Regions from separate parts of the Homo sapiens genome. Here region 2 is linked to region 1. The links are chromatin contacts, found by Hi-C or POLR2A ChIA-PET in ENCODE. All regions are on one chromosome and are shown on one strand. Each heading gives the region's core, a stretch centred on a gene start or an enhancer-like site at or near the end of the contact. The rest is flanking DNA. Distances are from core to core; before and after follow the strand shown. Region 1 overlaps DOCK2 (dedicator of cytokinesis 2). Region 2 overlaps ATP6V0E1 (ATPase H+ transporting V0 subunit e1).

Evidence for each region. A loop is a pair of places that touch in the nucleus more often than their neighbours do. ChIA-PET counts read pairs that join two places held with the same protein, here RNA polymerase II (POLR2A).
Region 2: a loop to region 1 is called in a map of HepG2, with 28 times the contacts of the local background. The contact joins two enhancer-like sites. A Hi-C loop is called at or near these places in 1 of 168 maps with a recorded cell type or tissue (HepG2). POLR2A ChIA-PET finds 5 or more read pairs at or near these places in 1 of 52 experiments (activated CD4-positive, alpha-beta T cell).

The regions. Positions count from the first base shown.
Region 1 is chr5:169,693,671-169,698,115 of GRCh38, forward strand. DOCK2 (dedicator of cytokinesis 2) reads left to right here. Exons shown (of 52, transcript NM_004946.3): 10 at 2,133-2,268. Among named protein-coding and RNA genes, the nearest start is that of DOCK2, 59 kb to the left of the region's middle. RefSeq lists an enhancer at 1,808-3,007. Within about 2 kb of position 2,486, at least 5 of the 41 ENCODE cell types and tissues checked have a DNase peak (open chromatin) inside an H3K27ac peak, as active enhancers do.
Region 2 is chr5:173,027,529-173,031,973 of GRCh38, forward strand. The region is part of intron 3 of ATP6V0E1 (ATPase H+ transporting V0 subunit e1); the gene reads left to right. Among named protein-coding and RNA genes, the nearest start is that of SNORA74B, 9.0 kb to the left of the region's middle. Within about 2 kb of position 2,028, at least 5 of the 41 ENCODE cell types and tissues checked have a DNase peak (open chromatin) inside an H3K27ac peak, as active enhancers do.

The sequences.
Region 1 (4,445 bases), core at 1,236-3,735:
TTCTTAGCCTGAAAAGCAGATGTCCATTCCTGCAGCTGGTGGGATGAACAGCCCTTGTACCAGTCAGTGCTCTCTGGGGAAACAGAACCCATGGAATATAAGTTTGCGATCCTAAAGGCAGGCTGGCAGGCTGGAAACTCAGGCAGGATTTCTATACTACAGTCTTGAGGCAGAATTCCTCCTTGTCTGGCAAACCTGTTTTTGCTCTTAAGACCTTCAGCTGGTTGGATGAGGCCCACGGACATTATAGAACGTCATCTCCTTTACTTAGTCAGCTGGTTGTAGATATTAATCAGGTCTACAAAATACCTTCATAGCAATATCCAGACCGGTGTTTGACCAAACAGCTAGGCACCACAACCTAGCCAGGTTGGCATACAAAATTTAACCGTCATGGTCCCCAGGCAGGAAGGTGTGGACCACACTGGGGCCTTGCCCTGTTCCCAGAGACTCTGCACAGCCCCACTCCCTTCCTCCTATACCAGCATAGTGAGAGGCAGGGGATGGCAGCTGTGCCTTGGTCCTGGATCTGATGTGAGCCGACAGCTTATTCCCAGTGCATATGCCCATATGAGAATTAACTCGAAGGAGAATAAACTGTTCCCTTTTGAGACCTGGCCCAGGGTACTCTACTCTGATGCCAACAGCATGTCTTGTTGTTTCTTCCTTAGCTGATCCTTACTGGCAGGGGGCCTCAAGATCACTGAAGCTTTTAGATTCGAGCATGAAGTCAGGAGTTTCCTCCTGCATGCCTTTCTGATGGCAAGGGAGCTGTACTGTAGTAGCTATGTTTGTGGTCTTTGGTGTCAGGGACTGGGCTCAAAGCCCAGAGTCTCATGGGCTATGGTCATGACCTTGGGGAAGCCTCTTATCTTCTTTGTGTCTCAGTTTCCCCATCTGTCAAATGGGGATGCAATAATTGTATGTACTTCAGAGATGTGAGAGATTGAATATGGTGATGCAGGAATCACTTAGCACAGTGGATGAGAGTGCGTTTCACCAGTTTTGGCTTTTCTAGACTCAGTTGAGCTGGGTCTGGTGGCTCATGTCTGTAATCCCAGCACTTTCGGAGGCTGATGTGGGAGGATTGCTTGAGCCCAGGAGTTTGAAATCAGCCTGGACAACATAGTGAGACCCCATCTCTTAAAAAAAAAATTAGGTAGGCATGGTGGCTCATGCCTGTAGTCCCAGCTACTCAAGAGGCTGAGGTGGGAGGATTATTTGAGCCTGGGAGACTGAGGCTGCAGTGAGCTGTGATCATGCTACTGCCCTCTAGCCTGTGTGACAGAGTGAAGCCCTGTCTCAAAATAAATAAAATAAATAAATAAACAAACAGATAGTTGACTGCAGTTTCCTGACCCCTTGAAGTCAGGTGCGGCCATATGCCTTTCTTTGGCAAATGACATGCAAGCAAAAAGTGATGTGCATCTCTCTTGGGTAGATGATTTAAAAGCCAGAAGTGATTTGCCACATTCCTTTCCCCTGTGGCAGAGACAGTGAGCGCACCCGTGCTGAGACAGAGCTGCCAGCCAAGGGCCCAGAGTAAGTAAGTAATCAGAGCCCCCACCCCTCTGCATTGGCCCTGTAGACTGCACCAGAAGTAAACTTCTGCTGTGTTGTAAGCACTGAGATATTGGGGTTGTTAGCACTACCTCAACCCAACTGATGGCCACACTTTAGATGTGCAGGAAATGGTAGCTGTTATGATTTTTTTCTCTTCCTTTTGTCTTCTCTCTCAGAGGTTCTGAGCAATGATGTGACCGATGGTGTCATCCGAGTCATCTGTAGCAAATGCTACTTTTGGATCTATCACCTCGGCATATGGGGAATCCTGTCTGTACAGCTGATATTCCACCTCTACCCTTCTCTTGCCCTATCATTTTGAGAGGGAAGAATTGGGATTAAACACTAGAGTTTTATCACTCATTTTCCTTTGCAAACCTTACCTTGCTTATCTGTGAAATGGATGTGAGAGCCTTGTTTCTATCTTTTCCAGGACTTATTGTATGATTGGTCCATGTATAGCAAGTATTATATACATCCCTCAGAAATTACTATTACTGGGTTTTCTTGTCTACCTTTTTTCCCCCATTCAGCACATGATGGTCAATTTTTTGTTTCTTTCCCCCCAGGATCTTGGAAACAAAGACCTCAACAGGGATAAAATTTACTTGATTTGTCAAATAGTCCGGGTCGGCAAGATGGATCTTAAGGATACTGGTGCAAAGAAGTGCACGCAGGGACTGAGGAGGCCCTTTGGGGTGGCAGGTAAGGGGCACACTCTGCATCATTGATTTTTATGGGAGCGCACATTTTATGTGGCTGAATTGTAATGATGATTTGTTTCCCAACCGCCTCCTGCTGCCCCCACCCCTGCAAAATTTATGCCAGACAGCCCTTAATAACTACATTTCTGGTGACTAAATCAAAATAATTGGTGACTAAGTCCAGATTTATGATGAACACAGTGAATCATGGGCTCCTCTTGTCTGGAGTAGAGCATCGGGAGACCGGGGCCGTCTGAGCAGTTGACACCTTTGCTCCCCAGCTCTGTGAAAAAGGAAAAACAATACAGGCAGGATCTAATTATGAGGAGCAAATCATTTAAAAAGTACATCTAGGACAGGAAATGCAGTTACACAGAATGAGTCACCTACCACACATCTAAATTCCAGATGGAAACGGACATTTGGAGAATTGGCGTGACCTGAGGCAGAGCCCTGCATGAGGCTGCTGTACAGCAACATCAGCTCTGCATTCCTCTTAAGCTTTAGCTCTCCTGGGGTTTCTAAGGCTTCGTCATTCTTGCCCCACTTTTATGGTTTTAGTTATGTTTGACTACCACTTGTACTGTTATTTACCAAATATAGTTTCTTTTAATCAACCTGCTTTACATAATGTATGTTTTTCATCAAAGGCGATTTAAATTCCTGTGAAAATGGCAATTTGATATGCCAGTTTTCTTTTTATTAAAATATAAAATTTTAAGAGTATACCGTGCATAACCCCTATGTACCATAGCTAACCTCAGTGTTTCAGGTTTCTCACTTCAAGATGCTCTGATCTGTAATCGCAGACCTGCTTACTCTCCAACTAGTCCCCTGGCACTGCTTGCAAAGCGGTGGAGTGGAGGATGTTTTACTGAGCTCACTGTTTTTTTTTTTTTTTTAACCTGGCACTGCGGCTAGCTAGCCAGCCAGTGATATTGGGCAAGCATTTTCCCCAGAGCCTTAGTTTTATTATGTGCAAAATGAAGGACTCATACCTGGTTAATTCATGAAATCCTCTACTGCTCTAAAATGCTCTGATTCTACTTGTGGGGGCATTTCTGACATCATGGTGTTTCTGTTAAGGCAGTAAGGATCCTTCAACCTTACTGCAAAGTGTGTCTTTGTCCTCAGCTGTAGCCTGCCCTCTCTTTTGGTGTCAGATGACAGAAATCTGATCTAAACTGGTAGAAGAAGGAAAAGAAAAGGTACTTTATTGGTGTAACTGAAGAGCTTATGAATAGATCGCTTCAGGCATAGCTGGATCCAGGAACTCAAATCAGTTTGTCTCTTTCTTGCTCCCATGTCCTCATGCTGGCTTACTATGAAGAATTTGTCTCTTTCTTGCTCAGCCCCTATGTCTTCATGCTGGCTTACTAAGAAGATGGCTGTCCAACTAGTTGGCAAATTATCAGCCAGCTGTTCCAAGCTTGCATCCTACCAACTTAGCAACCAGTGGAAAGAATGTACCTCTTTCCCATTAGTTTCAGCAGAAGCCCCAGGAGCTTTAATATAGGTCACGTCCTCATCTCCATAGTCTTTACTCTGGGCAGGGAGAGATGATTATCTGATCTACCAGGTCCTATGAATAACTTTGGAGCCAAAGGGAAATTGCCCTGCCCTAATCACAGCCCTGAGGATGGATGAGGAGAGTCAGTTAGAGAGAATGGATGCTCGGTTTCTCCTCCTGTCTGCTCTCTGACTCCCCTCTCTATCTAGATGCAGTCAGTGGTTGATTATTACCCAAGCAATTTTAATGGCCCCTGCCCAGTGCCTGGAGTGTTTGACGTATTTTCTGTAACTAGGGTATGAGCTTGATTGGAGTAGCTTTTCTCAGCCCTCTCCTACACTCCCACTTCTATAATCCCCATTCTAGTGTAGGAGTTCTTTACCTTGGTTTTGGGACCTTTAGTGGCTGATTTAAGGAAAGGTTTCAGAGGATCCAGGATACCTCTGGAATCACAGGATTTGAGGATTCTTCAGTTATGTATCTGTACATATGAGTATGCTTATGAAAAGAGGGTGGATATTTCATGAGATTCTCAGATCCTACAGAGACCCAATCACTGCTGTCTGGTTTTGTAGGCATGGTAGACATTCAATACATGCATGTCAAATCCAAACCTAATTGCTGAATTCCACAGCCACGGCTCTGACCCTTTCCTTTTGGCCTCTGCT
Region 2 (4,445 bases), core at 778-3,277, 3.3 Mb after region 1:
TGTTTTGCCACAACCTGAATTTTGCCAATTTAATTTCCCCTTAAATATATATATTTTATATATATGTTTATACGTACGTGTGGGTTTTTGTTTTTGTTTTTGTTTTAATAGATGGGGGTCTCACTCTGTTACCCAAGCTGGTCTTGATCTCCTGGCCTCAAGCGATCCTCCCACCTTGGCTTCTCGAAGTGCTGGGATTACAGGCATGAGCCAATGTGCCTGGCAATAATACCAATTTTTTTTAACCTGCCTTTTTCATCAAGTTCTGTTTTCTACTCTTTATTTCAACTGTAGTGAGTGTTAGGTAAGGCTGTTGATTGGGGTTCAAAGCTGAGAACTTCAGGCCTCAGTTGGTTCTAGTTCCAGCATTGCTTTTCACTTAACTTCTCTGAGTTTCATTTCCTTCCATGATAATGAGAGAATTGGGCCCTTTGACACTAAATAACACTGGGTGGGTGGATCTGAAGACATTTTATCTGCTTATTCTTTTCACTCTTATGTCTCTGTCAACCGGATTGACAGATTCCTCATGTTTTCACTCTGGTCCACAGCACACACTCGGGCTCCTTGAAACCCTTATACTAAAGTTGGTTCTTTTAAAAGCAAAATGCCAGGAAGTAGGAGGGCAAGCCGGGCGATCCCTAATTATGAACATCGTGTCATGCCTATTCTGCATTTAACAGAATTATAGTGGTATCGTAACCTAAGACTTTGGAGTTAACACATCAAGAGATCTAATCTCTGCCTAGCGTTAGAACAGACAGACTTAAGACAGGCTGACTTCACTTTTTGGATGGTAAAGTCAAAGGATTGAGTTTTGTTTAACCTTTTGAATTTTGAACTTTTACCTAATGGTGAGATGATAAAGGAGTTTAGAAGGTAGATTTGGGTCTGACCTCACCTGATAAGGAAAAATGTTTGGTTTAGTACATGATTCCTTTTAAGAGGCCAGATTTGGAAAGTAGGTGTAAGCCAGACATGGTATTCAACAGAGAAAAATGAGGACCAGTTATGAAAGCTTTAGAATAATTTTATATAGATGAAATGGAATCAATCCAAAGAACACACCGTTAAATACATAGCCGATCTTTTGCTGCTTTAATCAAGGTAACTGTCATGATTTCTTTCCTGAATTGAAGAACCGAACCACAGCCTGATGAGAGGCTGAGTTACAGCACGTTATGTTTATTGGCTGCAAATAAACGTGTCCAGTACTCCTAAGAGCAGTGCTCACTCCATCCTTGGCTTTGCCAGCCTCGTCTGCTTCCCTTAGATTCCTGAGTGTGACTTCCTAAGATGTATGTGGGACTCTAATGTCAAGGTTGCTGTTTTTGTTGATGTTCACTTTCCTACAGCCTTGTGGGGTGTGCTGCTACCATGGAATCTCCTTGGAGGGGTGGCTTCGGCTTCAGATCCAGCATCCTGGAAGTTACTTGGTTTAGCAAGGCATTGTTGCCTGGTAGATGATCTGATATGGTTGACCACAGTCTGAAGGCATAGAAATGCTGTTTTATTATAAAGTCCGGGCCAGGAAAGAAATAGAGGATATTGATAATTAGGCCTCTGCCCTGTGGGAGCTGTTTTTCTATGCATTCCTAAAATACTTGAGTGCTTGTGAGGTGTATAGTACTGAAGTAGGGGAAGACTGGGCTCCAAAGGGGTTTGTGATCTGTTGGGGTGTTGAATTAAGCCATACTTGGGAGAAGTTCAATAGTGCAAGGTGTCGTGTGGTTAAAAAGTAAATCTTTTACTCCGAGTACTCTGGCTGGGTATTCTGCTGCCATTTCAGGTTCAGCCATGTCTCCATTTCAGTTCCCAATATCATAGTTTTCCTTGTCAGGGTCAGAACCTGTCGCGTCACTTTTTTCTCCTCTTCCTCAAATCCATTTGCTCTCATTATGTCTCTTGTGTCCGCCTTTCCTTTCCATTCCTCCTTCAGGCACCCTGATTTCTGCCCCAACTTACTACAGCTCTGAATTATGGCAGGTGCTCCTCATCTGGTCTCCCTGGCTCTACCGTCATCTATCTACAGAATACCACCCTGTTTATCTTCCTGGTGTAGCACTTCCTGAAATAGATCAGCTTGCCTCAGAAACTGTCAGTAGTTCTCTGGGGCCTGCAGCAGGATTTTTTGTTTTGTTTTGTTTTGCTTTTCTGTTTTGTTTTGTTTAACCTAAGGTCTCTGATTGTAGAGAGTACATGCCCCTTGAAATGCGATATAAAATGTTATAAGCACACAACTTTTGCCGGGTCACCAGCGGTCCCATGAGCCACAACAGATAAGAACGGCTAACCTGCAGGTCATGTCCAGCTCTGACTTGACTGTCAAGGCCTTCCCTCCCCAGTCTGCCTTCCTTCTCACTACTTTCCCCTCCAGGCCCTAGTGGTGTGGGCCCTTGTTCTTGACCTCATTAGCTTTACTTGGTTTTTCCTGACTCTCACTACCCTATTACATTCATTAATTTAGAAAACAACTTAGTAAATACACTCTCCCGTGAAAATTCCTTCTGCTTTCTTGCCTCAGTTCACCCATTCTCTCTTAATTCTTTCTGATGCTTTCTCTTTCAGTGCCCAGCTGGCAAATCCTAGCACTTCCTTCCTTGGCTACTTTGTTTCAAAGTGATTTCTTTTCTTTCTGAACATATTTAGCTCTCCAGTTTTTGCCATTCATTTGGTACATTGCCTTGAATTGTTAAATACATGCTTAACTCCTTGTATTTAATCTCCTACAATATATAGCCTTACATATCATAGTAAAGAAGGAATTATTTTGCAAATTTATCTAAAATTTTTAAACAGATAAAAATTAAGCCTAATATATCGTTTAAGAAGAATATTCACTTACTTTTCCCCGAACAGATTTCTTGGTTCTAGACTTAATATTTTTATGTTATCTTCATTGTCAGTTTTTTGTTTTTTTTTTTTTTTTTGAAACAGAGTCTCACTCTGTTGCCCAGGCTGGAGTACAGTGGCATGATCTTGGCTTACTGCAAACTCCGCCTCCTGGGTTCAAGTGATTCTCGTGCCTCAGCCTCCCGAGTAGCTGGGATTACAGGAATGTGCCACCATACCCGGCTAATTTTTGTATTTTTAGTAGAGACGGGGTTTCACCATGTTTGCCAGGCTGGTCTTGAACTCCTGATCTCAGGTGATCCGCCCCGCCTCCCAGAGTGCTGAGATTACAGGTGTGAGCCACTGCACCTGGCCCATTGGCAGGTTTTTGTTTGTTTGTTTGTTTGAGATGGAATCTCGCTCTGTCACCCAGACTGGAGTGCAGTGGCGCAATCTTGGCTCATTGCAACATTGACCTCCCAGGTTCAAGTGATTCTCCTGCCTCAGCCTCCCGTATAGCTGGGACTACAGGCATGCACCACCATGCTTGGCTAATTTTTGTATTTATTTATTTATTTATTTATTTATTTATTTATTTATTTGAGACGGAGTCTTGCTCTGTCGCCCAGACTGGAGTGCAGTGGTGCGATCTCCGCTCACCGCAATCTCTGCCTCCCGGGTTCATGCCATTCTCCTGCCTCAGGCTCCCAAGTAGCTGGGACTACAGGTGCCCGCCACCATACCTGGCTAATTTTTTGTATTTTTATTTGAGACGGGGTTTCACTGTGTTAGCCAGGATGGTCTCGATCTCCTGACCTCATGATCTGCCCGCCTCGGCTTCCCAAAGTGCTGGGATTACAGGCGTGAGCCACCGTGCCCGGCCTAATTTTTGTATTTTTTTTTTAGTAGAGATGGGGTACATCATGTTGTCCAGGCTGTTCTCGAACTCCTGACCTCAAGTGATCCACCCACCATGGCCTCCCAAAGTACTGGGATTACAGGCATGAGCCACCGCATCCGACCCTTTGTCAGTTTTATCTGATGGTAACCTTATGACTCTTTTTTTTTTTTTTTTTGAGACGTGCAAAATGAGAACATGGACCCTTTGATTAAGTTCTTCAGCCCCACCCCCAGTCAGCTATTTCTTATCAAAGATGATAAGAATACAGGCTTCCTGGCCAGGCGAGGTGGCTCACGCCTGTAATCCCAGCACTTTGGGAGGCCAAGGCGCGCGGATCACGAGGTCAGGAGATTGAGACCACCCTGGCTAACACAATGAAACTCCGTCTCTACTAAAAAATACAAAAAATTAGCCAGGTATAGTGGCGGGCGCCTGTAGTCCCAGCTACTCGGGAGGCTGAGGCAGGAGAATAGCGTGAACCTGGGAGGCAGGGCTTGCAGTGAGTGGAGATCGCGCCACTGCACTCCATCCAGCCTGGGCGAGAGAGCGAGACTCTGCCTCAAAAAAAAAAAAAAAAGCTTCCTTAATTTACTCCAAAATCAGCCGGGTGCAGTGGCTCACACCTGTAATCCCAGCGCTTTGGGAGGCTGAGGTGGGCAGATTGCTCAAGCCCAGAATTTTGAGACCAGCCTGGGTAACATGGTGAAACCCC